7 separate regions of the Homo sapiens genome follow, and regions 2, 3, 4, 5, 6 and 7 are each linked to region 1. Evidence: chromatin loops called from intact Hi-C (ENCODE). Cell type or tissue: PC-3. All regions are shown on one strand. Region 1 overlaps CLCN4 (chloride voltage-gated channel 4). Region 2 overlaps HCCS-DT (HCCS divergent transcript). Region 3 overlaps MID1 (midline 1). Region 4 has its middle 16 kb from the start of MID1. Region 5 has its middle 100 kb from the start of MID1. Region 6 overlaps ARHGAP6 (Rho GTPase activating protein 6). Region 7 has its middle 170 kb from the start of CLCN4.

The links. Peaks named below come from ENCODE experiments on the same cell type or tissue, not always from the same donor. Only the 100,000 strongest peaks of a DNase experiment are listed, where the experiment ranks them.
Region 2: it touches region 1 in a loop (5-fold over the local background); 32 of 110 quality-filtered maps call a loop at or near these places.
Region 3: it touches region 1 in a loop (17-fold over the local background); 62 of 110 quality-filtered maps call a loop at or near these places.
Region 4: a loop joins it to region 1, with 16 times the contacts of the local background. A loop is called at or near these places in 65 of 110 quality-filtered maps.
Region 5: it touches region 1 in a loop (21-fold over the local background); 79 of 110 quality-filtered maps call a loop at or near these places.
Region 6: it touches region 1 in a loop (36-fold over the local background); 69 of 110 quality-filtered maps call a loop at or near these places.
Region 7: it touches region 1 in a loop (23-fold over the local background); 35 of 110 quality-filtered maps call a loop at or near these places.

The regions. Positions count from the first base shown.
Region 1 is chrX:10,187,734-10,191,733 of GRCh38, forward strand. The region is part of intron 4 of CLCN4 (chloride voltage-gated channel 4); the gene reads left to right. Among named protein-coding and RNA genes, the nearest start is that of CLCN4, 33 kb to the left of the region's middle. RefSeq lists a silencer at 2,018-2,147. In PC-3, CTCF peaks have their summits at 2,066 (motif pointing right) and 2,825; DNase peaks (open chromatin) are centred at 2,068 and 2,848; H3K27ac peaks cover 1,603 bases.
Region 2 is chrX:11,098,696-11,102,695 of GRCh38, forward strand. The region is part of intron 2 of HCCS-DT (HCCS divergent transcript); the gene reads right to left. Among named protein-coding and RNA genes, the nearest start is that of HCCS-DT, 10 kb to the right of the region's middle. In PC-3, a CTCF peak has its summit at 2,279 (motif pointing left); a DNase peak (open chromatin) is centred at 2,226; H3K27ac peaks cover 398 bases.
Region 3 is chrX:10,614,386-10,618,385 of GRCh38, forward strand. The region is part of intron 1 of MID1 (midline 1); the gene reads right to left. Among named protein-coding and RNA genes, the nearest start is that of MID1, 4.2 kb to the right of the region's middle. In PC-3, CTCF peaks have their summits at 1,744 (motif pointing left), 1,946 and 3,711; a DNase peak (open chromatin) is centred at 3,886; H3K4me3 peaks cover 2,628 bases; H3K27ac peaks cover 1,845 bases.
Region 4 is chrX:10,634,828-10,638,827 of GRCh38, forward strand. It overlaps a transcript of MID1 not described here. Among named protein-coding and RNA genes, the nearest start is that of MID1, 16 kb to the left of the region's middle. RefSeq lists an enhancer at 1-540. In PC-3, a CTCF peak has its summit at 1,726 (motif pointing left); DNase peaks (open chromatin) are centred at 114 and 1,704; H3K4me3 peaks cover 1,665 bases; H3K27ac peaks cover 1,655 bases.
Region 5 is chrX:10,720,755-10,724,754 of GRCh38, forward strand. It overlaps a transcript of MID1 not described here. Among named protein-coding and RNA genes, the nearest start is that of MID1, 100 kb to the left of the region's middle. RefSeq lists a silencer at 2,075-2,369. In PC-3, CTCF peaks have their summits at 2,220 (motif pointing left) and 2,419; no DNase peak of the experiment used is centred here.
Region 6 is chrX:11,136,075-11,140,074 of GRCh38, forward strand. ARHGAP6 (Rho GTPase activating protein 6) reads right to left here. Exons shown (of 13, transcript NM_013427.3): 13 at 1,470-3,456. The coding sequence ends at 2,789. Among named protein-coding and RNA genes, the nearest start is that of HCCS, 27 kb to the left of the region's middle. In PC-3, a CTCF peak has its summit at 1,671 (motif pointing left); no DNase peak of the experiment used is centred here.
Region 7 is chrX:10,324,870-10,328,869 of GRCh38, forward strand. No RefSeq gene overlaps it. Among named protein-coding and RNA genes, the nearest start is that of CLCN4, 170 kb to the left of the region's middle. In PC-3, a CTCF peak has its summit at 1,973 (motif pointing left); no DNase peak of the experiment used is centred here.

The DNA of each region.
Region 1 (4,000 bases):
GAGGGATTTATTACTTGAAATATCTAAGGGCAAAATGCATGGCTGTATATTTAACCTAAAATCCATCATCAATAAGGCATGCCCAAGGCATGAGCTCAGGCACAGGCTTCTGAAGAGCTGTGACGATAGAGCTGGTAGCCTTTCCACACAGAGCAGAGTTTTCTTACTATACCGGATTTGACTGAAAACACACATTTTTTTTGGAAACGGTCTTGTTCCATTGCCCAGGCTGGAGGGCAGTGGAATGATGCCAGTTCACTGCAGCCTCCACCTCCCGGGGTTGAACAATCCTCCCACCTCAGCCTCCTGAGTAGCCAGGACCACAGGCATGCGCCACCATGCTCAGCTAATTTTTGTTATTTTTTCATAGAGATGGGGTCTCACTGTGTTGCTCAGGCTGGTCTCAAACTCCTGGGCTCAAGCCATCCTCCTGCCTCAGCCAAAGTGTTGGGATTACAGGTGTGAGCCACTGAGCCCAGCCAAGCACACATTTTATATTCGGTTATTCTTGATTATGTAGATGACAACAAAATCAGGGACTGTTTTATCTTCAATAACAAAATGTCATATGAGATTGCCTTTTGCTACTACTGGTAGGCTCTGGGATGAACTGGAAACATCCTGCAACAGTCAGCACCATGCTAGACACCCACGGGAGCTGAGGCAGGCCCAGGGGCCTCCATCATCCTGACCCTCAGGAACTCTGCATCTTTCCTTTTTAGAATCCCAACACCGTGTTTGCGAGCAGTAGATGTTTCCAGAGTAAATGGATGCTATCTGGAGGGGAAACACGTCTTTTTAATATCAAACGCACCAGCCCTTCCGGGAAATAGTTTCCTGAAACTTATGTCCTTTTAGGAGATTGTGAAGGTTAATGTCTAAGAATAAAAAATTTGGCATGACGAAGAGGTTTCCTTAATAAAAATCCCCTGCATATAACAACATAATAGTTATGGTTAGAGAACAGATCAGGGAATTGACTAGAACACAGGCAGAATATATGTAGTAAGTGGTCTAAGAAGGACAGAACACAAATGGGGCACAGATAGAGTTTTGTGATTCCAGGGGCTTTCAGTTTCCAGGTGATCTTGATTTATTCCCTAGCTCATCGGAGGAGGGGCTTGGTTGCCAGGGAAGGGCTCTACCTCCCTCACCTGCCTCAGCATTCCGTAAAGAGCTAAGAGGAATGCTCAGAGGGGGAGTTCTTTCCTACTAGTCACAGATGCTGTCTGTCCGTTTCTCCAAGCCTGTCCTTCCTTTACCAGTGGCATTTCCCGTCATGTACTGGCAGCAGCCAGGGCAGGAAATTAGACTTCATTGTCACAAGGGATTGGACGACCAATTTTGCTTGACTGCTTCTATAAAGGCCTTTGAAGGTGGGCCAGGTGGGAGTTTGCTATGAATTTTGATGTCCTTATTTAGAGTAGATTGATAAAACCTTATAGTGTGTCATTTTTCTTGGCTCGTAGGAAGGAGAAATAAATAGGGTAAATGAAGAAACTCAGAACAGGAATAGATGTTCTGATAACGGCACAGCTTAGATTCATTGACTGACCTAGGAGCCCAACTGGGCTGACTTTAATCTGATTTTGACCAGCTGGCTTTATTATCCACTTGATTTCCATCAGCTCTTTCACGAGGGGGAATTAAAAACAATATGCTGCTGCCCTGGCTTCACTTAAACAGTATCTCTGGAGAGGACCTCTAGCTTGAATACAGCCTGCCCCTCCCCTCTGTGATTGTAATGTGCAGCCAGGGGTGAGCACCACTGGCCAAAGGAGAGCCCATGCGCACGTCAGCAGGGGAATACATGGGAGGGTGAGAATGGGGTGATGCTGAAAATGAAGGGACTACAGTGTTCTTTTGATTTGGATGCACTTTGAAGGGACAGCCAGAGAGCCACGTCCCACTCACTTCCCCCTTCCTCGCTGGACTAACAGTGGAGAGGACCTGGGGTCTCACTGCCTGGCCGGCTGTCCCCTCAGTGGCTGTTGTCTTCGGACTCCCCTCATGGGTAGGCCCACAGCATCTCCGCATGTGCTTATCAGAAGTCACCGCTAGGTGTCACTGTTGGACCACGAAAGAAAGCTGAGGCCTGCTGAAGCGCAGTCAGAACCAGAATCAGCAAGGAAGATTGGGTGTGCAGTAGGGGGGTTGTGAATGAATGAATAATGATGAAACTTGGGGTGATCATCCTGTTTGCCCCTGGATATCTGCAGGACCCTCCCATCTTCTTCACCTTCTTCTTCAAATACTGCACGATGTCACTTATCTGTGGAGTCCAAAAAAATAAAACCAGTGTCATAGAAACAGAGTAGAAAGGTGGCTGCTAGAGGGAGGGGTGGGGACAGGATGGGGAAAGAGATGTTGATCAGAGGGCGTAAGTTTCAGTTAGACTGGAGGAATAAGCTTTAGTGAGCGGTCGCACTGCATGGTGACCACAATTAATGATCATGTATTGTATATTTCAAAATTGCTAAAAGAGTAGACTTTAATAATCTCACCACAAAAATAAACTGGGGAGGTGATTCGGTTGGTGCGAAGGTAATTGTGGTTTTTGCCATTAAAATAACGGCATGATCGGATCTTTAATTAGCTCGATCAAGTCTTTCTATAATGTATACATAGATCAAAACATGACATTGATATACACAATTATTATGTGTCAGTTTTAAAAAGTTAAAAAATCAAGATAATGAGCTCTTTGCCTTTGTTTTTCCTGTGGAAAAACAAAGAACTGTGGATAGTTCTAAATTTGACATTACCGGACCCTGTGGAAAGACCTCATGAAATACTAAATATTATGGTTCTTGCGTGCTGTTGCTAGGGGGCAGTGTTTACTTAGCTGACTCTGCAAACTAGCATTAAGCGGAACCAAGCTTGCATCCAGGATTTCATGATCTAGAGAAAATACTTTGAGCATGTAGGATTTCTTTTCACTGGGTTTCAGTTTCCAACTTTAAATCAGGAAATAGTTTTCACCATTCCACAAGGTATATGTACTTCAAAACATCATGTTGTATATGATTACAACATACAATCTTATGTGTCCATTTTAAAATGAAAGAATAAATCAGGAAATAGCTAATGATATCTCTAACTTAATTAGACTAATTATATATATTTGTATATTTGGAATCAAGTCTTTCATTATTGAATTGCATGTTTAAAAATTTCAAACCTGTCTGATATTTAAAATTTAAAAAACAATAAAATTACATCCCTCTCTCTGTAAGCCTCACCTCCCTCACCTGCTCTATGGATGTATATATGTATGTATGTAAAGCTTTATTGAAATATAACTCACATTCCATATAATTCACCCATTTAAAGTATACAATTCAGTGGTTTTTAATGTATCACAGAGTTGTACAACCATCACCGTGGTCGATTTTAGAATAATTTTATCATGCCCAAAAGAATCATTATACCCTGTAGCTATCAAGCCCCTGCTCCCCAACCATCCCCCTTCCAGCCCTAGGCCACTGTTAACCTGCTTTCTGTCTCTATGGATTTGCCTATTCTGGGCATTTCATATAAATGGAATCATACAATATGTGGTCTTTGTGATTAACTTATTCTACTCAGCATAATATGTTCAAAGTTTGTCCATGTTGTAGCACGTGTCAGTACTTCATTCCTTTTCACTACCAAGTACAATTCCATTGTATGGATAGACCACACGTTGTTTATCCACTTATCCATTGATGGATATTTGAGTTCTTTCTACTTTGTGACTATTTTGAAGAATGCTGCTATGAACATTTTTGTTCAAGTGTTTGTGTGCATGGATGTTTTCATTTCTCTTGGGTATATGCCTAGGAATAGAATTGGTTTTTTTGAGACAGGGTCTGGTTCTGGCGCGATCATGGTTCGTTACAGACTGGGCTTGAGCAATCTGCCTGCCTCAGCCTCCTGAGTAGCTGGGACTATAGGCGCGTGCCACCATATCTGGTTAATTTTTTTTTTTTTTTTTTTTTTTTTTTTGTAGAGACAGGAT
Region 2 (4,000 bases), 910 kb after region 1:
TTTTATATGACTAAGATTGACTTAGAAAGCAGATCATTTGCATTAGGGAGCCTTGCAAATAATATGTAGACCTTAAGAGGTTTCTAGGGATAATTTTGGGACTTTTAGCCCCAAATGCAATTGTTGGTACTTTTCATTATTAAACAGAATGTTTCCTTTTCATTTCAGCATTCAATATTGAACTCCTGGTGCTTTCCTTATTGTAGGAATAAAAGAAGCAAGTGAATACAACTCAGGTTCCTCTTTATGGACATTTGTCAATAGAAAACAGTTCCAAGATCCTCTTTGAATTAGTAGAGGCATTTCCCAAATTATTTACACAAGAATCCAGAGCTTTTTCATTAGGCCTATGTTAGAATCTAAGGAAGCAAAACAGCAATTGGGATTAATTTTACTATTGGCTAATGGATTACTTCCTGTTTCCAGCTTGTTGATCTTCCTGTCCATACAGACAAATGATTTGCCTGGAGATTCATGCTGCTTTTGTCTGTTCAGCATCATTTCCTCTGAGGAACATCCTCTCCCCCATTTCAGGTGGTCCCAGGTGGGCTGTCAATCACAACACACCAGACCTAGCCAATCATATTGCCTCACCTCCCCAGACACAGTAATTGATTCAGGGGAAAGAATGTGACCCAGTCAGAGCAAATTCCCCCAAATGTTAAAGAAGTTAGGAGAGAGGCCTTCAAACTAAGTGGCATCAGGCCAAGAGATAGAGGCAGAATGACTGGATCCAGCCCTTCCTGAGGCTTTACCCACCCCAGACTTCCTAAGAGTGTGATCCCAAAATTTCTTTTTCTGCTTAAGTTAACTCAAGCTGGACTTCTCACTCAAAATCCAAAATGTGCTCACTAATATAACATGCTTCCAGGTTTTCTGAGTGTCCCTCAGAAACATGTGTCAGCAACTTCCAGAGGACATAGGGCACTGAGCATTGGGATCCATGGGTCCTTATCTTAGCTGCAATCTTAGAGCCCTTAGGTCATCCCTATGCCAAGTTGGAGGGCTTTTGAAATGGAGAGCCTGTTACACAGGGGATGCAACATGATTTCATGGATATATTTATGTCTTATGCACAAAAGTGCATTCTAGACTTGCTTTTTAAGTTCCATATCTCTTTGTCCCCTTTGGCCCTTCCTGGAGTGGAAGCAGGACAAATTCTTGTGCTGATGACACTTTTTTTTTTGAGATGGAGTCTCGCTCTGTCACCCAGGCTGGAGTACAGAGGTGCTATCTCAGCTCACTGCAACCTCCACCTCCTGGGTTCAAGCGAGTCTCCTACCTCAGCCTCCCGAGTAGCTGGGATTACAGGTGCATGCCACCACGCCTGGCTAATTTTTTTTTTTTTTTTTTTAGTAGAGATGGGATTTCACCATTTTGCCCAGGCTGATCTTGAACTCCTGACCTCAGGTGATCTGCCCACCTCAGCCTCCCAAAGTGCTGGGATTGCGGGCATGAGCCACCACACCCGGCTGCTGATGACACTTTATTGGCAATCTTGGGAAGGGAAAAAAGACCAAGTAGAAGTAGCAACGGGACCCCTAACATTGATATTGCCTGATGACTGGGCTGGCCAAAGTCTGGTGCCAGGACCCCTATCCTACCAGTGGTTCCAGACACCACCGAGGGAATCTGGAAGGAGAAATAAAGCCCACAACACGCCACCAAGTGGCTGCAATATTACTCTTGCAGTGAAGATACTTTTTTTTTCCTCCTTTGTTTCCATAGGGTACTTTTCTAAACCTGTCCAAAGTCCCTCTCACTAGATTCCTTAACTGTCACTTAAAGTGTTATCTATGACTCAGAATTTCCTAACATAAATTCTATAACCTCCCTCCTTTCCTCAGGAAAGTTACCAACTGAGGCCTACTCACACCAAAACTCTGATCCTAGTGGCTGTGAGATGTCTGAATGCTGTTTAAACTGTGCACTTACATGTGTTTGCAGGTAGTGATAAATAAGAACTCTTCTTTGTTGTCGTGCTTATTCACAGTTTAACTTGGCTTCCTCTGCTTCAGACAGAAGGGAACTGAAGTAAATTCTTAAGACACACAAGGAAAGAAAGTTCTTTGCGCTGAAGGCGGTTCGCCAAGGTGCTAATTCCATCTTTGGTAGGTTTCTCCCAGGACTGTGTTCCTCATCCAGGAATTTCCCTGAGCTTGATGGGTCACACGTCCAAATTCCAGCTTTGAATAAATAAACCAACTAAAGTGCTCAGTTGCCTCAGGGATTAGCAGAGCAGTTCACGAACTTCCATCGCCCCCCAGTGGCAATTAGTTGGATCTTTTTGTTAGGGATTTTCTTATGCTTAAAATTTAGGTTATCGTTCTCCCCTCCAAAGTTGTTTTAAGTTTTTGTTTGTTTGTTTGTTTAATTCTCACACTGAAGATTATAAAGTCTTTGTGTGGAGGTATGTTGGTAATGTCAAATTAATGGCTTCTGGGTCACCAGGTCATAGACGGATAAGATGTAGTATCTGCTTTCATGGTTCTAAGTAAAAGACTGATTTTCAACCTGGTCTCTATTCTGAGGCTCCATCCTGAGAGAAGGTGAAAATAAGCAGCACTAAATCACTAAATCCAGAAAGGACTCTCAGTGGGTGGCATCAAGGTAACCTAGAGAGCCAGTTAGCCTTGGTTGCATATAGATGAGAACTCAGCCACCCACAGTGATAGTATCTACTCTGAAAACAAGATATAGGCTATGTGAGATTCCAAAAATAAAAAGCAGAAACTGTGTTGAGGGAGAAAGCTTATATACATATGAAGTAGCCAAGAAACACTTTTCTAGCATAATAAATTCATAAATTCATGCAACATACAGTCAATGATTTTTGATAGCTAGCATAAAGTACTTCACCTTGTTTTATAGAAAAAGAAGAAGTGGAATTTAGGAAAGTTTAGACTGAAGAGGCTTATCTTCAACTCAAAAAAGGGAAGGTTCTTGCCTCCCTGCCCACAGTGGAGTTAGTACTTAAGCTTATTTTTCAGATCATAGTAAATTCCTTTGGTTCACCACCTGCCATGCTCCACCCCCACACCCCTTTTAAATTTAAAACCAGGTTTGTAGTCCTTTAAATAATACTGACCCAGTTCTAAATTCCTACACACCAAACAGTCCTGCCAATGCTAAATCCTGAGTAGAAGTGTTTGTCCTTCAGCTTCCTTTACTCAGAATTTGTCTCCTTTCCAGCCAGAACATTCTCCTTCCCTGGCCACCCCTCTCCCCTTGGCTTTGGAAGGCAAACTTTACCTAATCTGTTTTGTTTAAGAATCCTAAATCTTAGTGGTTTAAGGGCCTCAGTATTAGTACACACAAGCACACATATATAAATTTAAGAACAAAGAATGTTTTATTATCAGCTCATTGTATTTTGTATAATATTTGTTTAATAAATTCACCCTTAAAGTATAAGCCTCTGTCAGTTAGGCCTGGCCTCCCCATCTCCTGGACCCCAAGGTCTTATTCACTTGAATCTCCCAGTCCATGGTCCATGGAATATCAAGTTTCCCTGAGTTATATGTTACTCCTCAGGGACTTAGGCTCCTATGGTCACTTCTGCCTCTGGACTCCTCTCTCTGCTTGTGCTGGCTCAGTTTACATTGACCTAGAGGGGAAACTCTGCCCCTTTATCATCTTCTATGAAAACCCATTCACTAAATTACTTGCTGATTTTGTAAAACACTCATAACAAAATAGAGATATATGGATACTTCTTAAACATGACAAAAAACTTTATGCCAATCTAAAAGTTCGCAAAATGCTTAATGGATAGACACTAGACACTTTTCCACAAAAATTAGGAATGTCTACTGCCACTTTTATTTAACGTTTTGCTGGAAAGTCTTAGCCTATGCAGGAGAAAGAAATTAGAGGCATGAGGCCAGGCGCAGGGGCTCACGCCTGTAATCCCAGCACTTTGAGAGGCCGAGGTGGGCGGATCGCCTGAGGTCAGGAGTTTGAGACCAGCCTGGCCAACATGGTGAAACCCCATCTCTAC
Region 3 (4,000 bases), 430 kb after region 1:
ACGGGCAGACACACCAGCAAGTTCTGTCTGCCAAAGGCATGGCCCTGCCCCCAAATATTGTCCCTGAAAGGAAAATCATGTGTTTTGTAGCTCCAGGCTCCACTGCTTGAAATTTCCCCAATTAAAGATTCATCCTAAGGGTTAAAGGGATAAGAGTCATGAGCTTTGGCTCACCCATATTACTTCTTTCCTGCCATGTGGTAGAGACCATTGACTAAAGGAAACAGGAGAGTGGTTTGGAGGTGGGGAAGGGAAGGGTGGGAAGATGAACAATTATGAATTCACTATATATTAGGACAGGCCTGGGGGAGATGCCCCAGTGAGACCAGAAGACATCAGAAGGATGGAGAAAGAAAGGTGAAAACTAGTACGAACTTCCTATTTCAAATATTGCCATGACTGGCCTATTACCAAAAGTATGCCAATTCTTTCTCCTTCTGTTTCCATCCTGTATAACACAGTGGCATGTCCTCAAAACACAGAACTTGATCTCACATTAATCAGATTGATTATTTTTCGCTGGAAAATGCTCTGGGTTTCAAACAACAAACTCCTAAAACATAAAGTATTCCTAGATTGGGGACTACCTATGAGTTACTTTTCTCTATTGAGAAAAATAAATTACTATTTAATAATTATGAGAAATCTGCTTTATGTAAGAAGTCATAAATTTCTACAAATGGACATGTGGGCTAAAAATCAACTAAATTTCACAATTACAAATCACTTCTCAAGTCTCCTAAGTTCAGTAAGGTTTTGGATACCATCAGTTTTTCAAGTGGATCCCTACCCATACAAATATAGATATTAATGAGCATCCATTTTGACCATGGAAAAACCTACATTATGCTACTGGTACAATAAATTGTACACCAGATCAAAAGTTCTTTGAGGGCAGGGGCCTTACCAAAGTCATATTTGGAACCCAGAAAGTGCCCTGGCACATTAATAATCACGTATAATGTGGCAGAATATATTAATTCTGTGAGTGCTCAGTAAATGTCATTGAATGATATAAGAAAGGAAGGACAGCCTTTATATTATATTCATCATAAACACTGGACTGAATATAAGACCTTCAACATCCACTTGTACTACAAATGATCAGCACCTCTTCCATGTTTACTCAGAACCTCTCTTTCATAGCGCAAAGCAGGTAAGTTATTTTCTTTGGTCTGGTTTGTTTTTTCAGGAAAGTCCCCTCTTGGCATTTTGTTCTGCGCCTCAATTTTCTGTGCTCCTACTATCACCTGACCTCCTGGAGGCCATTAACCATCCTGATCTTGTGTCAATGGAATATTTTCCTCCAGAGGGGGAAAAATATTTCGGATCCAGATGGCTCCCTAATATTGTGTCCTTTTTAGTTTAAAGAAATTTTTATAACATGCCAGCTCATAAAACTGGGCAAACAAATTTCTAGAACAAAACCGCTGAGCTCACTTTTGTGTGAAATCAAAGGAATTGATAATGAGCCAGAATCTTCCCGATAAACTGCCTTACATGTAAACGGAGATTAGATTGCTGTTTGACCTGGCTTTATCGCCCTTTCTTTAATCACAGCGTATTTGATATTCTCTTCCTTGAATGAACTCATTTTCATAGTAGCTTTGGTCACAAGATTAAAGAATCGCTAACTAATTGTTCCAAATAAGCAGAGCAATTCTCTCTGACTCTGCCTCGGGCTCCCTGCAGTGAAGTCCGCTGCCTGATCTTCCGACCACGGGAACTTCAAGCCTGACCCCTGCAGGTAGATAACTGAAATGCACACCTCTAATCAGATCCTGGTCTTTCAAAGTCCCATCAAGTTCTGAAAATAAAAACGTTCATACTTAGTACAATAGGGATATTGATGATATTTATATGATATATTGTACTTCCTTTTCATTGTATAAATTGCTTTTGGAAAGTAGCAACCACTTGTTTAAAAATAATTAAATTACGTCTGCAAGATACTCTGGTGCGCTTAGCCATTACTTCTTTTTGCCTATTGAGAAAAATCCAAATGATTTGATTGAACTGGGATCCTCAAATCATGTGGGTTAAAAATGTCCTGATTTGCCCCTACCTTTTTCTAATCAAACAAATTACTCTTTGTCCAGTAACTAAATCCCCTCCTTTCACCAACGCACAGCCCAGGTTGCCATAGCTACCTTGGATGTCTATTTACCACACAAACGATCAAAGCCAGGAGACATCCACATATGCACTTAGCCTTAAAACTTGCTGGAATGTCTGTGGATAACATGCAACTACCAATTAACGGATTTGCTTGTAGCCTATGCGGTCTACAGCCAAGCGAACTAAAAACATGACTCAAAAAAATTATTTCAAAATGACCAACAAGGATCTTTAAACTGACAGCAAGTCTTATGATTATAACATTTGCTGAAAGAGAGATAGCAGAGAAGAAATTAAAATTTTAACATATGTTGAAGACACTGAGCTCTATAAACCATGTGCAAAAACTTAAAACATCTGTTGAAAGGGAACATTTCTCAGATGCATATTTAAAATTCCAGTTAGTTACTGTATCTTTCTATTAGATTTCATAAAAGCTGCCTGATCTCAATGTTGGGAGAAATGAGAACAGAACTGCCTTTTGAACTGTTAAGAGTCTGGACTTTCAAATGAAGGAAACCATACAACATACTTGGGACACAATATACTTGCCAGTTACAGAATGATAAGAAAAAGAATGTCGTAAGAGAGATTCTGTTTTAATCCCTAGAATGCCATTTGAGATCCTAAACCTGCACAGGTAGTCTTTCTGGGTGGGTGAGTATTCATCCCCAGACTTGCCCCTAACTTGCTGTGTCTCTTTATACTTAACCTTTCTCTGCCTTCGTCTCACCATTTGTTCAATGAGGATCAAATTGCCACCTCATTCTCTCCTGGGGATGTGGCAGAGAATAAATAGATCGTGTTTGTAAAGGACTTTCTAATCCTCAGAGGAAAGATTAATACGAAGACTTTCATTATTAAGCCAGATGTCCTTGGGCATTTTAATTCCAATCTAAAGAATGCAGAACGGGCTAACCAAACAGATTCACGGCTTCCTTGAAACAGCAGCATCCTGGCCTTGCAAGAATTTAGCAGCTACGTGACTTACTTTGTTTTAGTAGATCAGAAATACATCATGCACCTTCTTCCCTTAGAGTTTTTTTTCTAAAGTTATCAGGATGTTAAAAACACAAAATATGTCTAGTAGGCAATTTTGCCTAGAGAATCTGATTTTTCCCCCAGCTCAAGAATGAACTATTTGTTCTTCTTGTGTGTAGGGACAATGGGTGGCTTGCCATGTGGGGAGGATATATGCAGTTGCGGGAATGCCACAGGCAAACCTGTTGTTTTCGGCCAGGCTTCTAGAACAGGTGGCCATGCTTTTCCTTTTGCCTGGGAACAGAGCAAATTCCTTCTCAAGGAAGGTTCATAAAAGTTTCCCGTTTATGATCAGAGGGCAGAGACAGGTTGGCACATATTTTAAAATTACTTCCTGATCAAGGTGAATCAGATTTACACTTTTCTTTGGCCTAACTCAGCCGTGGCCTTAGGAACCCTCAAAGAATACTATCCTTCTACACCTGAAGTGGTGGCTTCAGGAATGTTCCTTTTCTGCCAACCTGGCAGAAGCCCAAACCCCTCTGAATCTTATAGCTAGGCAAACAGCCTTCTAATTCTGCGGGCAATTTCTGGCTACCCAGAATTTCTGGCTATCAGTGGCAGGCAGGGGTCTCTTCTGGGCTGCCACACCAGTGTACAACATTTGTGCAGCCCTAGGGACAGATCACTCATCAGCAAAGAGATCCAATTTCATTGCTGAGCTGATGACACACAGGTCTGTTTGATAGTTAACCCTGTAAATCCAGCTGGAGCTGCCGGGCTGAGATGACAAATTGGCTGGTGAATTCGACTCACCCTGCCTGGATGCAACAGTCAGGTTTCCCCAAGAGAAACTCAAATAAAGTAGGGATTAACCCATGCCAATAACACTGCCATCTCA
Region 4 (4,000 bases), 450 kb after region 1:
TGAGTCATGCGATACATTTGCAAGGCAATGGGGCCACCTCCCAGGGCCTGGGGCCACGTTATGATTTTCTGCGCCTGAGTCCCCCGTCTTTGTTCAGACAGGTTGCTAATGCATCCCGCGAAGCTGACCTAATGCTACTTCAGTGGGTCTATTTTTCTTCTGTGGCTCAGCTCGAATGTGATATTCAGGAAGTCGACTGTCAGGCATGCAAATTGAGAGAAAAATATGCCACATTAAATCATGATGGTTTAATAAGGTATTACTCATGGGCAAATGGCTTCTGGTACTCTCCTTAGTAGGGGCAAGTTGAAAAGCATAACCTGCCCCAGAGAAGAGATCTAGCAATTTCATTGTCATTCCATCTTTGTCAAGGCATTTGGTGAAATATGCTCCAGTTGACATACTGTAGCTGCCAGTATTCTACCTGAAAATATAAACCCACATGTATCCTACTTTAGTCACCAATATTAAGAATCTTTACCATTATGATTACACTTGAGGTGAAATACCAAACATTTCAAATGCTTCTAATGATAGTTCCACTCTATGAATATGATACCACTTAGGAATGTTTCATGGTATCTCAAGAATTCCTTTTCAGAGCAAAAGGAAATCTTTACATTTCCATCTTTTACTGCAAATAGAAATTAATAAAATAAGTATTCATTTTCCTTGCAACTCAATTGATTTTTCTGTAATCTGTAGAAAATGAGCATGTTTTCTATATGCCTTCTATAAGAATGCATACATTTAAATTATACCTTTTCCAATCAGACATGGAATTTTACTAAGAAAAAAAAAGAATAAGTCTAGAATGAAAGAATTGTCATGCTGAAATTCTCCAGGTCATTTACACATTGATTACTTTGTCTGCTGCAAAACTATTAATTTAGTATTTGCCATGGCTTTAGAACTTAAGTTCTTTACATAGTAACTTACTTTCATAAATATGGAAGTATAATAATTAGGGTGGTGTATGTAACAATAACATAAAAACACTTATTTTTGACAGGCTGGTCATTGTCTGTCACAGTCATGTCTTCACTCGTGAAGATTGAAAGCAATGTCACATGAAGAAACTGGTTTCATTCTTCAGTTAACAATTTAAATCAGTGCTTAGTTGTCCCAGACTACAAAATATGTTAGAGGCAACAAAACCATTTTTAATCCTTCTTACCTAACTATAGATATTCCATTTAATTTTGGATTTGCTTTGTTAGATAGAGAGAAAGGAGAAAGGCAAAGATTTAAAAACATAAAACAGAGGGAACAGCATGAAAGCAACTATAAAATGCTGGCAAAATCTGGAAGAATAGAAACCATGTGGAAGTAAGTATTGTGGAATAAAGATTTAAAACCCTTCAGAAATGTTCTTTGAAAATCCAGCAACACAGAGGGGAAAAATGAAGAAAAATTAGCCAGTGCCAGTAAGAAAGCACTTTCTCTTTCCACCCTGACCAATTTTCTTTTATTTAAAAGAAACAGAACAAGATTAAGAGTTTAAAAATAGAGAGGAGGGCAAAACAGTAATCTGTAGTTTTTTTCTTCTTTCAGCTGTTCCTCTTTAACTATAATTAATCATCTTCTCCAAACAGCAGACCTCCAGGGAACTGCATTGAGGAAGGAAAATTCAAAGCAATGGAAACAAAATCAGTCCTTACAGGTTTCACCGTTGGGATTTGGACCCGGAGTGAAAAGAGGATAATGGTCTCAGAGCAGCCTCTGGTGGCTGAATGTCAAAAGCTCAAGAAGTCAGAGGCCACCTTACTAGTGTTCTCTTGACCTCCACTCTCCACGGTCTTAAGATTTTGTGCAAAGGAAGTTACTATTTAAATGACTTCAAGGCACTAGTTCAGAATTGATTAGGTTGGAATTGAAGTGAATTCATCAGTTTCAAGGGCAATCACAGATGGACTATGGATTTGATGCTGACAAACTGGGCCATTCCAACAATGGGGATATATATATATATATATATATATATATATATACACCACTGGTGACTGACACCTGAAATTCTAATTTTTAAGCAATCTGAATATTTTGATTCTTAAAACGCTGTGTGTGTGTGTGTGTGTGTGTGTGCATGTGTGCACAGAGATCTGTCCATCAGAAGCATTTGGGGTGCATTTTCTTGTCACAGCTTTCCCAGCTGTACAACATCTGTTTAGGACAGAGGCCTATACATTCCATCTGGTATGTTCCCCATTGAACCATCTCATCTGGGAAGTTTCCAAGGGGCCCTTTTCAAAATCTTGAGTCTTATAATCTAACTTGTATCAAATATCATGTCCAAAAGAGTGCTGCAATCTTCAGCTCCCTTTCTATGAGCATATCACATTTACACATCAGGTTAGAATGTTTTGTTCAAAAACAGATATTCTGTGTTCACCAAAAAAAACTTGAAGGTTTCAAACACAGTGAGGGTAAGTTTGTGAATACTCAAACACATATTTTAAATTGGTTTCAATAGGAGTCTGCTTTATGTATTTTTTTTTTTAGTAATTAACCAGCAGTTCTCTGGGCCTGCCAGAGGTGATGGAATTTTGTTAGGACCACATGGACCCTACAAAAGATCTATGGTATCAGGAGTTCAAGACCAGCCTGACCAACATGGTGAAACTCCATCTCTACTAAAAATACAAAAATTAGCCAGGCATGGTGGTGCACGCCTGTAATCCCAGCTACTCAGGAAGCTGAGGCAGGACAATCGCTTGAACCCAGGAGGCAGAGGTTGGAGTGAGCCGAGATTGCACCACTGTACTCCAGCCTGGGTGACAGAGCAAGACTCCATCTAAAAAAAAAAAAAAGAAAGAAAGAAAGACCTATGATAACTTGTGTGTACAATGTTGAATTTATAGAGCCCACTTCTTATTCACAAGGAAGTATCCTGGTTCAATCAAATATCAACATTAGAATTATCTGGGCTCCTAATTAATGCCTGAAAAAGAGACAGCAGCTATTTGGAAGTACAAGGAATTAATAGTAATGTACAGATGAACTTCTTAGTCTGGACAAATGTGCCACCATTAGGTAAGATGTTCATAACAGGGGAGGCTGGGGGAAAGGCATGCAGGAACTCTCTGTACTACCTTTGCAACTTTCTGTAAATCTTAAAATGTTCCAAAATCAAGAGTTTCTTTTTTAAAAAAAGTACAGAGAGTAATGTCGGCAAATACACTCGGGAAGTGGGAAAAGATGGACAAAGTTCTCTGGCAGAAGAAAAGTTTAATAACAGTAGGATATTGGCCTTGTCATCCAAGATGGCTGAATAGGAACAGCTCCAGTCTGCAGCTCCCAGCATATTCCAACTGAGGTACCAGGTTCATCTCATTGGGGCTTGTCAGACAGTGGGTGCAGCCCACAGAGCAGGGCAGGGCGTTGCCTCACCTGGGAAGCACAAGGGGTTGGGGAATTCCCTTTCCTAGAAAAGGGAAGCCGTGACAGACAGCAACTGGAAAATCGGGACACTCCCACCCTAATACTGTGCTTTTCCAATGGCCTTAGCAAACGGCACACCAGGAGATTATATCCTGCGCATGGCTCGGAGGGTCCCACACCCACAGAGCCTGGCTCACTGCTAGCACAGCAATCTGAGATCGAACTGCAAGGTGGCAGCGAGGTGGAGGGAGGGGCGTCCGCCATTGCTGAGGCTTGAGAAGGTGAACAAAGCTGCCAGGAAGCTCAAACTGGGTGGAGCCCACTGCAGCTCAAGGAGGCCTGCCTGCCTCTGTAGACTCCACCTCTGGGGTCAGGGCATAGCTGAACAAAAGGCAGCAGAAACTTCTGCAGACTTAAATGTCCCTGTCTGACAGCTTTGAAGAGAGTAGTGCTTCTCCCAGCATGGAGTTTGAGATCTGAGAACAGACAGACTGCCTCCTCAAGTGGGTCCCTGACCCCCAAGTAGCCTAACTGGGAGACACATCCCAGTAAGGGCCAACTGACACCTCATACAGCTGGGTGCCCCTCTGAGATGAAGCTTCCAGAGGAAGGATCAGAT
Region 5 (4,000 bases), 530 kb after region 1:
TTATTGCGGCACTATTCACAATAGCAAAGACTTGGAACCAACCCAAATGTCCAACAATGATAGACTGGATTAAGAAAATGTGGCACATATACACCATGGAATACTATGCAGCCATAAAAAATGATGAGTTCATGTCCTTTGTAGGGACATGGATGAAGCTGGAAACCATCATTCTCAGCAAACTATCGCAAGGACAAAAAACCGAACACCGCATGTTCTCACTCATAGGTGGGAATTGAACAATGAGAACACATGGACACAGGAAGGGGAACATCACACACCAGGGCCTGTTGTGGGGTGGGGGGAGGCGGGAGGGATAGCATTAGGAGATATACCTAATGTTAAATGACGAGTTAATGGGTGCAGCACGCCAACATGGCACATGTATACATATGTAACAAACCTGCCCGTGGTGCATATGTACCCTAAAACTTAAAGTATAATAAAAAAAAGAAAAATAAATAAAGAAAAATGAAGTTGGGTGTTAAGGGGTTTTCTTGTGTTAAACAGAATATTTTCCATACATATGTGTGTATGTGAATAGATATATTTCTCTGTATGTAATCAGAACTAGAGGTCAACTTTCTCTAGTGTGAATTAAAGAGTAATTAATACAATACTGTATCCTTTGGGTCCTTTGGATTCCAAAGGACCAAAGAAGCTGAGGAATAACAGATTTAAGAGGTTTGGATGTTGCAAACTCAGATAAATTCATATAAAGTGTAATTTTGTGGGTTTCTCACTTATCAGATCTAAAGACACAGCATTCTTTGCTAATGTTTCAGTAACATTCAACTATCAATAAGTATTTTCTATGGTCATTCTGTGCCGAAAACACAGAATCAAATTTCTCCCACCTACAGTACAATCTGGAATGTGAGGATTGTGGGGGCAAAAAACTTCCTTAACAAATGATGCTAGCAAAAACCAATAATTGTTTTCTCGGGCAAAAGGGATTTAAATCTAAAAAAAAAAAAAAAACTTTCTGAAAATTAAAGCTAAATCATTAGTTTTGCACTCAATAAAGAATACAGCCAAGCATGGTGGCTTGTGCCTATAATCCCAGATATTTGAGAGGCTGAGGTGGGAAGATCGCTTGAGGCCAGGAGTTTAAGACCAGGCTGGGCAACATAGCAAGATTACTGTCACTACAAAAAGAGAAGAAAAGAAAGAAGAAGACGACCTTCTTCTGCAGGGTACAGGCTTGCTTTTTGGGAGATTATGTGTAGAAATATTTCCAAACTGCCACCAACATAGTTCTTTGGCCATCTCCTTATATCTCTGAATGAATGTGTGATTAGAAAAAGCATTTTTATGTTATCCTATGCTAAGTATAATTTTAAAAGCAAGCATATGGCTGCAAAAAAAAAAATCACTTAATAGATGATGCTACTTATCCAGAGGTTGGGAGACAGGAGACATAAATTTCTCTAAAGCTTCTTCTAGTTCTAACATTTTCTTTTTCTGTGTAAAACAATCTCCCCCACTACCTTATTCTACTGGTGTGCATGTTGATATTATAAAGACACGGCAAATTATTGAAATTTGAGTCTCAAAAATGCATCTAAGGATATGAGATGTGCCTGGATATTTAGCAATGCTGGCTACTTACTTGTTATAAATCATCTAGAGATATTACAACTTTAAATAGTCCCCAAGGGCAAAAATGGCCATTCCAGTGGGGGAAAGCAAAAATCTAAGACAAATAGGAATTAGTCAATCGTTTCTCCCCAACCAAACCAGTGATGAAAGCTACAAAAAATACCTTCCCTGGTTGAGAAACATCCCGTCATTTAAATTGCTGGGTTAATGAATATCGGCCTTCAAGAGGAAAATTGAAATGTATTTTATCACAGACTAGTTTATGGATGTGTGTGTTTATGATATCAGCAGAAATTTCTGAGATGACTGAAGAACTAGCTCAGGAAATGGCCAAGAACAAAGGGAGACGAGGCCATCAGAAACCCAAGCCAAATCATGTCCTGAAATTTAAGTTTCCGGGCAGAATCCTCTCTTGCAATTGCTGACATTGGGAGCCCCGGTCGGAACTGCAGAAGCTGCTGCCTCTAGAAAGTTTAAGTATCTTTTTCTTGCTAGGTTTGTTATTATTACTATTTTTTCTTATCAGAGAGGTTGTGTCTCATGGTTGAGAATTTAAAGAACCTCTTTGCTGAAGTTATGGGTACGTCCAGTACCGATGGAGGTATAATGGTGCCCTCTGCTGGGAAGAGTCAGTAATGCTACCCAGTGAGTTTTCTACTGGGCCTGAAGTAATTTTAGGTGCTGGTGGAGGGATGTCAAGGGTGTTTCTGGAACAAAAAGTTCCGAGAAGTACTCTGCAAAAAAGTAGTTACAAAACCCCAAACCACATGAAATTAGCTTGATTCTGAGTTGACAGTGGAATCTGAAACCAGCTGTATTTCATCCTAAAATGTTAGCGCTATAAACCCTTCATCAAACCTGGAGACAATTATTTTCTCACTATCTGGACAAGACCACATTTCCAGCGGCTGAATTTTTCCAGGGCCGACTTTGCCTTCCCATTTTCCTTTTGTAGAGCTCCCCTCTTGCAGACTTGCATAAACAAGCCTCACTCAAGAATGAAAGATGCTATGAGGCTGAGCCCCCATATGACATTCTGTAATTTTGCTATTAAGAATCATAAAAGGAATTTGTCACAAAAAGTACACACCACACTGACATGCCTTGGCTCCTTAGAAATGCATAGTAAGGCCAAATATCGATTTTTAAAATGTCATTTCAGGAAGTTCAGGAAAACTGCACTATTTCACTAAAGGTGTAGTTTCTTATTTTTGAGACGGAGTCTCGCTCTGCCGCCCAGGCTGGAGTGCAGTGGCGCGATCTCCGCTCACTGCAAGCTCCGCCTCCCGGGTTCACGCCATTCTCCTGCCTCAGCCTCCGGAGTAGCTGGGACTACAGGCGCCCGCCACCGCGCCCGGCTAATTTTTTTGTATTTTTAGTAGAGACGTGGTTTCACCGTGGTCTCGATCTCCTGACCTCGTGATCCGCCTGCCTCGACCTCCCAAAGTGCTGGGATTACAGGCGTGAGCCACCGCGCCCAGCTAAAGATGTAGTTTCTTACTTCATTTACCAGTTCTGGATCCGCAGCCGAAATATTTAAACCATCTGTAACTTAAAGTAGCTAAAAAATAACTAAAGGGCAGTAAAAGGAGACTGTAGCCATGTATTGCATGCTAATTGCACTTCTAGTCAAAAGCATACTGTTGGCTGGACCATCTTCAGTGGCATCTTACTCTGTAAGATATTAGGGAAACATCTGTTTATTGTTATTCATTTATTTTGTTGAGACAGGGTCTCTCTCTGTTGCCCAGGCTGGAGTGCAGTGGTATTATCTCGGCTCACTGCAGCCTCAACCTACCGGGTTCAAGCATCAGCCACCTCAGCTTCCCGAGTAGCTGGGGCTATAGGCACGCACCACCACACCCGGTAATTTTTTGTATTTTGTAGAGACGGGATTTCACCTTGTTGCCCAGGCTGGTCTCAAACTCCTGGGCTCAAATGATCTATCTGCCTCAGCCTCCCAAAGTGTTGGAATTATGGGTGTGAGCCATTGGGCCTCAGCATGTTGTTTTTGAGTGTTGTCAGAGTAAGATGCTGGGTTTTCCAGGGAAGCCAGTGATGTCTATCTAAAGTATGATGTTCATCTTGAAGGAGCTTATAATCTAAGAAAGGAGAGAAGACATGTATGGGAATGATGAGAATTGATTATAGCATATGCAGCTGACTATAGTAATTCAATAAAAGAGACCTGGATTCTCTGTAGTTTAGAGGATGAGGGCAAGATCTTTCCCAACCGGAAAAAACTCTAAATGCCTCTTGGATGGGGTGTCACTTGAGCTGGGACTTTCAAGTAGATTTTTAAGTACTTATTTCTCTTTGGAAAAATAGAAAGATAAATAAAATAAATAGATGAGCTTTTCCTTTTTGCCATCTGGCCCACCTTGTGGTTTTACTGTTT
Region 6 (4,000 bases), 950 kb after region 1:
TGAAGCTGTCTGTTCATGGGGAATGAGTGACTTGAACAGCCTTTTAAAGGCATTTTGGCCAGCTTGAAAGAGTTTTTTATTTTTTTCTTGTCAGGTATTATATCATTTATAAGGTATTAGAAAGGATAATTTCCCTCAGGTCTTTGGGTTTCATGTACGATTTTTTTTAAACTGCTTATTTTCAATATGATAAAGGCATTTAAGAAACAAGGCCCGGCACGGTGGCTCACACCTGTAATCCCAACACTTTGGGAGGCCGAGGCGGGTGGATCACCTCAGGTCAGGAGTTCGAGACCAGCCCAGCCAACATGGGGAAACCCTATCTCTACTAAAATACAAAAATTAGCCGGGCATGGTGTTGTGCGCCTGTAATCCCAGCTACTCAGGAGGCTGAGGCAGGAGAATCGCTTAAGCCCAGGAGGCAGAAGTTGCAGTGAGCACAGATCATAGCACTACACTCCAGCCTGGGTGAGAGAGCAAGACTCCATCTCAAAAGAGAAAAAGAAACAAGCTGTAACTCACTAAGCTAAAGACATGGCCCCTAAGCTTAAATGTACAAAGAGAGGGAGAGTGAATATTGAGATATATGTAAAAGATATTGTGAGTCCTGTTTTCTGGACTGCTTATTTTAGATCTATTAACAGATGGACATACTTTTCGTGACCTTTTCTGACACAGGCATCAACTTCAGGGCCATTTGATCTGGATGTTTTTTTAAAAATAGGACTACTCTAGCAAGAACATGGTAGAAAGAGAGTCGCATTTATCAGGCCATCCAATCTAGGAAGGAGGGAAAGAACTGATCAGATCATGGTCAAATTCAAAGCCAGGGAAGTAGCATCAGCAGGAGTAGGATGAGAGTAGGTGGCACAGAAAAGCCACCTGCGATCCACAACCAAGCAGCATTTCCTCTGGATCTTGTTGACAACTTTTGGCTGAGTGTGGGCAGTCAGGAAGAACCAGAGGTCTGCAGGCAAATCCTCCCTGAGTCCCAGCCAGTGGTGGAAGTGCTGGACCGGATGGCAGAGCCTGAAGCTATCTCAAACCATTCCCAAATAAGAAATACCACATGCCACTTCTAGCTTTTATTATTTCGGCCCTGAAGCAAATTAGGCATCTAAGGCCCACAGAGCAGGTGTAGCTTAACAGGAATTGCGTTGGGCAACAGCTGCCCAACACAGTTCAGGAAACTCAGGAAACCTGAGTTTCAGTCCTGTAGAAAACCACCTCTTCAACAGTCGAGGAAATCAGCCTTTACTTGCAACAAATTATTATACATTTCTAAATGCTTTGGTGTCACTGAGTTGATGTCCCAAAGCCATCTGATATTTTTAAACCAGCTTTTTTGCTATATATGTATATGCATAGAATTGCCATGATTTATTACACTTGGATCTGTGGATAGTGAAGAATATGTCTGAAATGTGATGCAAATTCATTCAAGAGATTTAAAGCCAGGAAACAAAGCCTTTGCTTAACTTTTTATTCATCATGGCACAAGATAGAACCTTAAGAAACACCACTGGGAATTTCATCACCAACATGAAAATTAAGAGTAGCATGTTTTATAAAAAAAAAAAAAATCTTTTTTTATAATACACTTTCCCTTCAGAAGTGAAAAAAAATTGCATAAAATACTGAAGCGTATCGCCATCTGCTGGTCAAAAATAGTTATGCACTTGAAAAACTTCAAACTACTAAAGTACGGTAGAACATTTTACAATACACATAAAATTACGAAAGAAAACATTTCCTCAGCCTTTGGCACAATGTAAGTACAAAGCTGTAGGCCTTTTACCAAATGTGATTTAGTTTTTAAGGAATTGCATGTAATTTGGCAAATACTGATTATGGGGCAAAGGGAAAAAACATGTTCTATAATTTGAATATTCTGTGTAGATTCTTAAACACTTTATAGTTGGATTCCAGTTTGTAGTTTTGAAAAATACATAAAAATTATACATTATAAATATATATTATATATGGCCTATATAAAACTGAATTTGATGTAACGTGGGACGGACAACTTCTTAATTTCTTTGTGAGGCACTGCCTTTTTCTTGTTTGGTTAACTGAATCCTTTCTAAACAAGTTCTAAAAATATATTTCGTAATCTATCAGATTTAGCATTTTCCTGAAAACGTATTCAATATCTAAAAGCATTCAGTGATTTTTCTTTTTGTATCTGACTCCTATGTAAAAATATGGCTTCTCATATTCTGCTTCCTCTTGTTAGTGTTTGGTATCGAAGGAAGGGTTATCCCCAGTTATAAAGCTATGGCAAAAGCACAGAAACCCGCTTGTGCACATTCTAGAACATTCTATAGAATCTCATTGTTTAGTATATCTCATTGCTTAATATAAGTGAAGTGATTTTTTTTTTAAAAGTTCCTTTTGTTTTCTCTTTGTGAATATATCATATATGATTATACATAATCTGTTACAGAATACACAATAGTCAAAACCGAAGACACATAAATACGGTTAGGCTATACCAAGCAAGAGTTGTATCTTATATTATAGAGCCAAGAGGGACGTTTTTAGATTGGACATTGCCATCTGGTTTGGGTTCTGTTTGTTTTTCCTAAGGCTGGCTACGCAATGGAACCTTATTCTCAATGGCGGGGGCGTGAGTGCTCTACCTCTGTAGGTGAACTGGATTTCTCTTGTGTCACTTTTGAGAAGTGTGAAAGAAGAACACTAAGTGTGCCAGTGGCCACCACCCACGGTCCCCCCTGGGCTGGAGGGCGGGGGGCTCGGGGCAGGGGGGGCTCGGCTGGGTGCGGGCTCAGACCAGCGTCTCGGGCAGGGCATCGGGGTTGTCGGTCGACAGGAGCTCCCAGATCTGCCAGCGCTCTCTCTGCCAGTCGAGCCAGCCAGCGTCCCCCAGGCGCGGACTGTCCTGCTCGCCCGCTGGCAGGGAGTTGGCGCTGCTCAGTTTTTTCTGCGTGACCTGCTGCTCTCGCTCGGCTGCTTGGCCTCCCTGGTCCGTGGGTGTCTCCACGCCTTCCGGGGGCCCCTGGATCCAGGCTGCCGCTGCCGCGGGCTTCCCTGGGCCCGGGTATGGAGGCGGGGGCCGCTTGTCATCCCTCCCACTCCCATGGGGTCTTTGGCACTGAGGTGTGGCCCGGCTCTGCAGCCCGGCCACATCCAGCTCACTCTCGCTGAGGTCGTGGGCGCCGCTCAGGGTCAAGTACTGCTCCGACCTGGCCGTGGGCCGCTCGGCTTTCCCTGCCACCTGGACGTGGGGCGTGCTGCAGGCGCGCGACACCGCAGGGTGGGCCCTGCCCTCCGTCGCGGGGGCTGCGGCCTGAGTCCTCCGAGCCCCCTGCGTGTCGCTGTCCAGCTCTGCGGGGCTCCCCTGCCACCGAGGCCAATTTGGGGACAGGTTCCCTTGAGAAAGGGAGCAGGGCCCCGCTCTTAGGGAGCTGCTTTCAAAAATGTCTCCAGAGGAACCTGGAAGCCAGAGAGAAAGCCCAAGAAATGGAATCAGTTTGTAGAATCCTTGCTGGGGATTCAAATCCTGTTATTTCCTTCCCACTTCTACGACGTCCCCCCGGACTTCTAAAACTGAAACAGCACAGTATGCTCTTAGCTGCTGCTACCTGAAGAAAACAACCTTCCCAGCAAAACAAAAAAAGACAAATGCTTTTTGATTATCGGCTCAATTCATATGCCTAGACTCTGACAGGTTAGCTGAGACGTCAGACTATATTAATAATTGGCTTTGCCACCAATTTGTGTTTCAGGAAAGGGCCCCTCTACATGGCTGGGAAAACTTTTCAGAATCCAGAAGGTGAAAGAAGCATTCCCTTCTTGTTCAATGCAATCTGTAATCCAGGAGAGATACAAATTATAATGTTTTCATGTTTCTATTGCATCAATGAAGTTACTTGAATCTCAAGTACCCCATTCCATGCCAGAAGGCAGGCCAGCCACTATGCATATTCTCCTACCATCAATGCAGGAAAGGCTGACTTGGTGATCACCCAATCGTTCC
Region 7 (4,000 bases), 140 kb after region 1:
ATTTGCGTAAATACAAAATAGGCTTTCTCCTTTGAAAAAAAAAAACCACAGTTCTGTAACAGATAATTGACCGTTTAAAGAAAAAAAAAGTAATGTATTGCAAGTCAAGTTGTCTCCTACATAGAAATAAAATGTATGGCAGCATCAGCACAAGAACAGGAAGGGGGACCCAGAAGGCTCCTGTGTGAATGTTGGCACACTATCTGTGAAGTGTCTTGATGGTATTTAAAGTGGAGTGGGACAAGTGAAAGATGCATATTACAAACCCAAGAGTAACCACTAAAAAACTAAAAGAGGAATGACTAATAAGCTCACTGTGGAGATAAAGTGAGGCAGGAAAAGAAAAAAAAATAACAAATTGAGACAAATAGAAAATAAATAGAAATCTAGTTAGATTTAAACCCAACCATATTTATGATCCCATTAAGTGAAATGGTCTAAATATTCCAATTAAAAGGCAAAGATTGCCAGACTAGATAAGAGATGCACTTTAAATATATTATAAAAACAGGATTTTAACATGAAAGGTGCAAAAGCTGCCACATAGTGTGTGAAATAAAAACCCAAAATTTGGGAGAAGATACTTGAACCTCAAGAAATTGAAGAAGGATTATTATCCAGTGTATAAAAATAACTCCTATACGTGAATAAGAAAGAGGTAAATAATCCAATAGAAACAAAAGAGAAAATATTTATGGAAGAACTTCACAGAAGAAAAACCAACCAACATATGAACATATGCCAACTGTATCATAATCGGGAAGTACAAATTAATCTAGGACAGAACAATTTTAATTTAATATATACCTACGAGATTTTAAGAAGTGGAGCAATAATGCACTTCTGCACTGTTGGTGGTGCTGTAAACTTGATCATTTTCTTGGGAAAATATGTTTGCATTATCTCAAAAACTTGAAGATACACATGCTCTATGACTCAGAAGTTCCATCCTAAAGTACAATCCCTTGAGAGATTCTTGGGCTTGTATATCAAGAGACATGAACATGAATTAAAAAGCAGTATATTTATAACAGCAATAAAACTGGTTACAACCTAAACATCCATCAACATTGCACAGATAAATAAAGTTGCAATATATTCACACAATAGGAGACTATACTACAATAAAAATTAATAAACTAAAACTACACTCAACAGCATACATGAATTTTAGGAACATAGTATTAACAAAAGTAAATTGTAGAATCATACATTAGGATGATTGTGTTTAATTTTCAAAAAATTCCTCTCATACATGACTCATACAATTATGGGAGGAATGTGTAGAAGGAAAAATTATTCAATTCACAAAAGAGAACCAGCAGGATGGCAAAGCTGCTTCTAAGACCACTTGAGGAACAGAGATTTATGTAGTCGCGAGAAGGCTGAAATGCATTTGCAAAGTTAAGAGACAAAACTGGTTATATCCCACAGGGCAATAAAATAATAACCTTTGGGGTTATCTTCTCTACCCAGCAGAAATACATTTCATCTATACTGGAAAAAAAATGTGCAAGTCAACATGTAACTTTCCAGAGCCTGGGCCCTGGTCAATAGTAGATAAAGAGAATTATAGTCATCTAGAGAATTTAATGCTCCTTGATTAGCCTGTTGGGTAATGTTCCAGTATGGCATTGAAAGGACACGAGGTCAGTTGTAAGTTGTGTGTACATTTTTCTTAACAATTAAGTTTATAAGAATTTCAAAAAACTTAAAACCAAACAATATTTTCACAAATACAAGTGATAAAAACTACAAGCAAGAAATGACAAACACAAAATTCAGAATAGGATTTACCTCTAGAGCAGTGGTTCTCAACTAGGGGTGATTTTGGTTCCTGTGGACATTTGGCAATATCTGGAGACTACTGTGGACATTTGGCAATATCTGGAGACTACTGTGGACATTTGGCAATGTCTGGTTACTACTGGGGGAGAGGGTGCTACTGACATCTAGTGGGTAGAAGCCAGGGACGACGCTGATGAACATTTGACAATGCACAGGACAGCCTGTACAGCAAAGAATTATCTGGTCTCAAAGATTAGTAGTGCTGAGGTTAAGAAACCTTGAGAAAGGGAGTGAATTTGGGGTGAGGCACATAGGGAACAAAATAATGGTAACATTCATTTTCTGAAATTGATTCAGTGATGCAAACACATGAATGTATTTTGAAATGATTTTAAAAACATGTAGTTTTTTAAAATTTCTACTCAATAATTAATAAACACAATAAAGAAGAAAATGGGACTGGATGCGGTGGCTCACGCCTGTAATCTCAGCACTTTGGGAGGCCAACGTGGGAGGACTCCTTGAGCCCAGAAATTTGAGACTAGCCTGGACAACATAGACCCCATCTCCACAAAAAATACAAAAATTAGCAAGATGTGGTGGCACATGCCTGTAGTCCCAACTACTCGGTAGGCTGAGGTGAGAGGATTGCTTGAGCCCAGGAGGTCAAGGCTGTAGTAAGCTTTGTTCACGCCATTGCACTTCGGCTTGGGTGACAGAGTAAGAACCTGTCTCAAATAAATAAGAAGAAAATGTTGGGTCAACAGAACTTTGGACTCCTTGGACATGCAGGTTGGGGATGAACTTTCTGTTTTGAGCAATTGGATAAATGGTGGTACCATTTAAGACTACGCTTTTTTTTCCTAAAAGAAAAGGCTGCTCAGAACCTATTTCTAGACACTTAGCATTTTATTGAGACGGAAAAACAGCTCTTCACAATTAGAAATATTGTGAAGATGACCGTAAATGCAGACTGCATTTGTGAACTACGACAAACCTACTAACTTTGAGATTTGTGAGTCAATGTCGTTTTAAATCCTGCTGGCCATGAGTCACTGTTTCACCTTCCCTTGGGGAGAGTCAAAAGAGTAAATCCAGCAGTGAGGCCGAGACCTTTTAGCACTGGAAACATCAAATGAGCAGAGGCCCCCAAGATGTCACAGCTCAGGCGCCCGTTAGCTGGCTTCAATGCCCTCCCGGAGCTAGCTGGCAGCATGAGTCAGCGTCAACTAGAGGATGGAGGCAGGTGAAAGCAATTCCCAGTAAGCCCAAAGCCCAGACCAATCAGATTCTCCAGGGGGTGGGCCTAGGGCATTTCTGGCTTCATTCTGAACTCCCACATAAGTTCGTGGTTACCCTGGGCTTTAAATGAATGAAAATCAAGTTTTCTGTGATTACAAACAAATGCTATATTTGGTGCCACAGGTGCAGAGAGCTGAAGGTCTGCTATGTGTATCTTATACTGGAATGAACCGGAGGAGACAGAATGAGATATGGAATTTAGGGAAACGTGATCTTTTTTACTTTTGGATTATGCTCTGATTTCCCCCTTAACCATGTAGTTGAATTTTCACACATGATAACAATAATTTTTCTTGCAGCAGATGGGGCCTTTTATGAAAGGGGTTTGCACCTTATTTTATCTTTCATAAGTCTAAAAATTATACGTAAAAACCCCAAATGTGAGCAGCTCACCTAAACTCTGCCAACCCTTTGTGTTTTTAAACAGCCAACCCGGAGGCAGTGGGACTAGTCAAGTCTTAAAAATGTGTAATGACCCTCATTACAGAAATTTGAAATGCTGTCCAATCTCAACCCAAATTTTTTTTGGGGAAAAAGTCTGCCCAATGCTAGGTTTGGGCACAGCAGGATGATACGCTGTGAGTCCAAAGGCCAAGCCAACAGCAGCTCCACGAAGGTAGAGCTCGCTCACGGTTCATTCCATTTAAAACATGTGCCATATTTGAAAATGGGATCCCTACCTGAGTACACTCCCCTGGTAAAGATAACAGCTGTGGCCTTCATCTAATAGGATTGTTTTCCTGGATTTCAGCAGAGTTTTGAAAGTCTCAATATATAAAAGATGAAAAAGAGGGAAAGATCCCTTTCAGAAGTAGCCATCATGCTTGGGAAAATTCTTGGGTCACAGAATGGCAGAGACTGAAAAGTTTTCTACCCTGAATTTGAAGGACAGGAATGTATGTAATGAAAG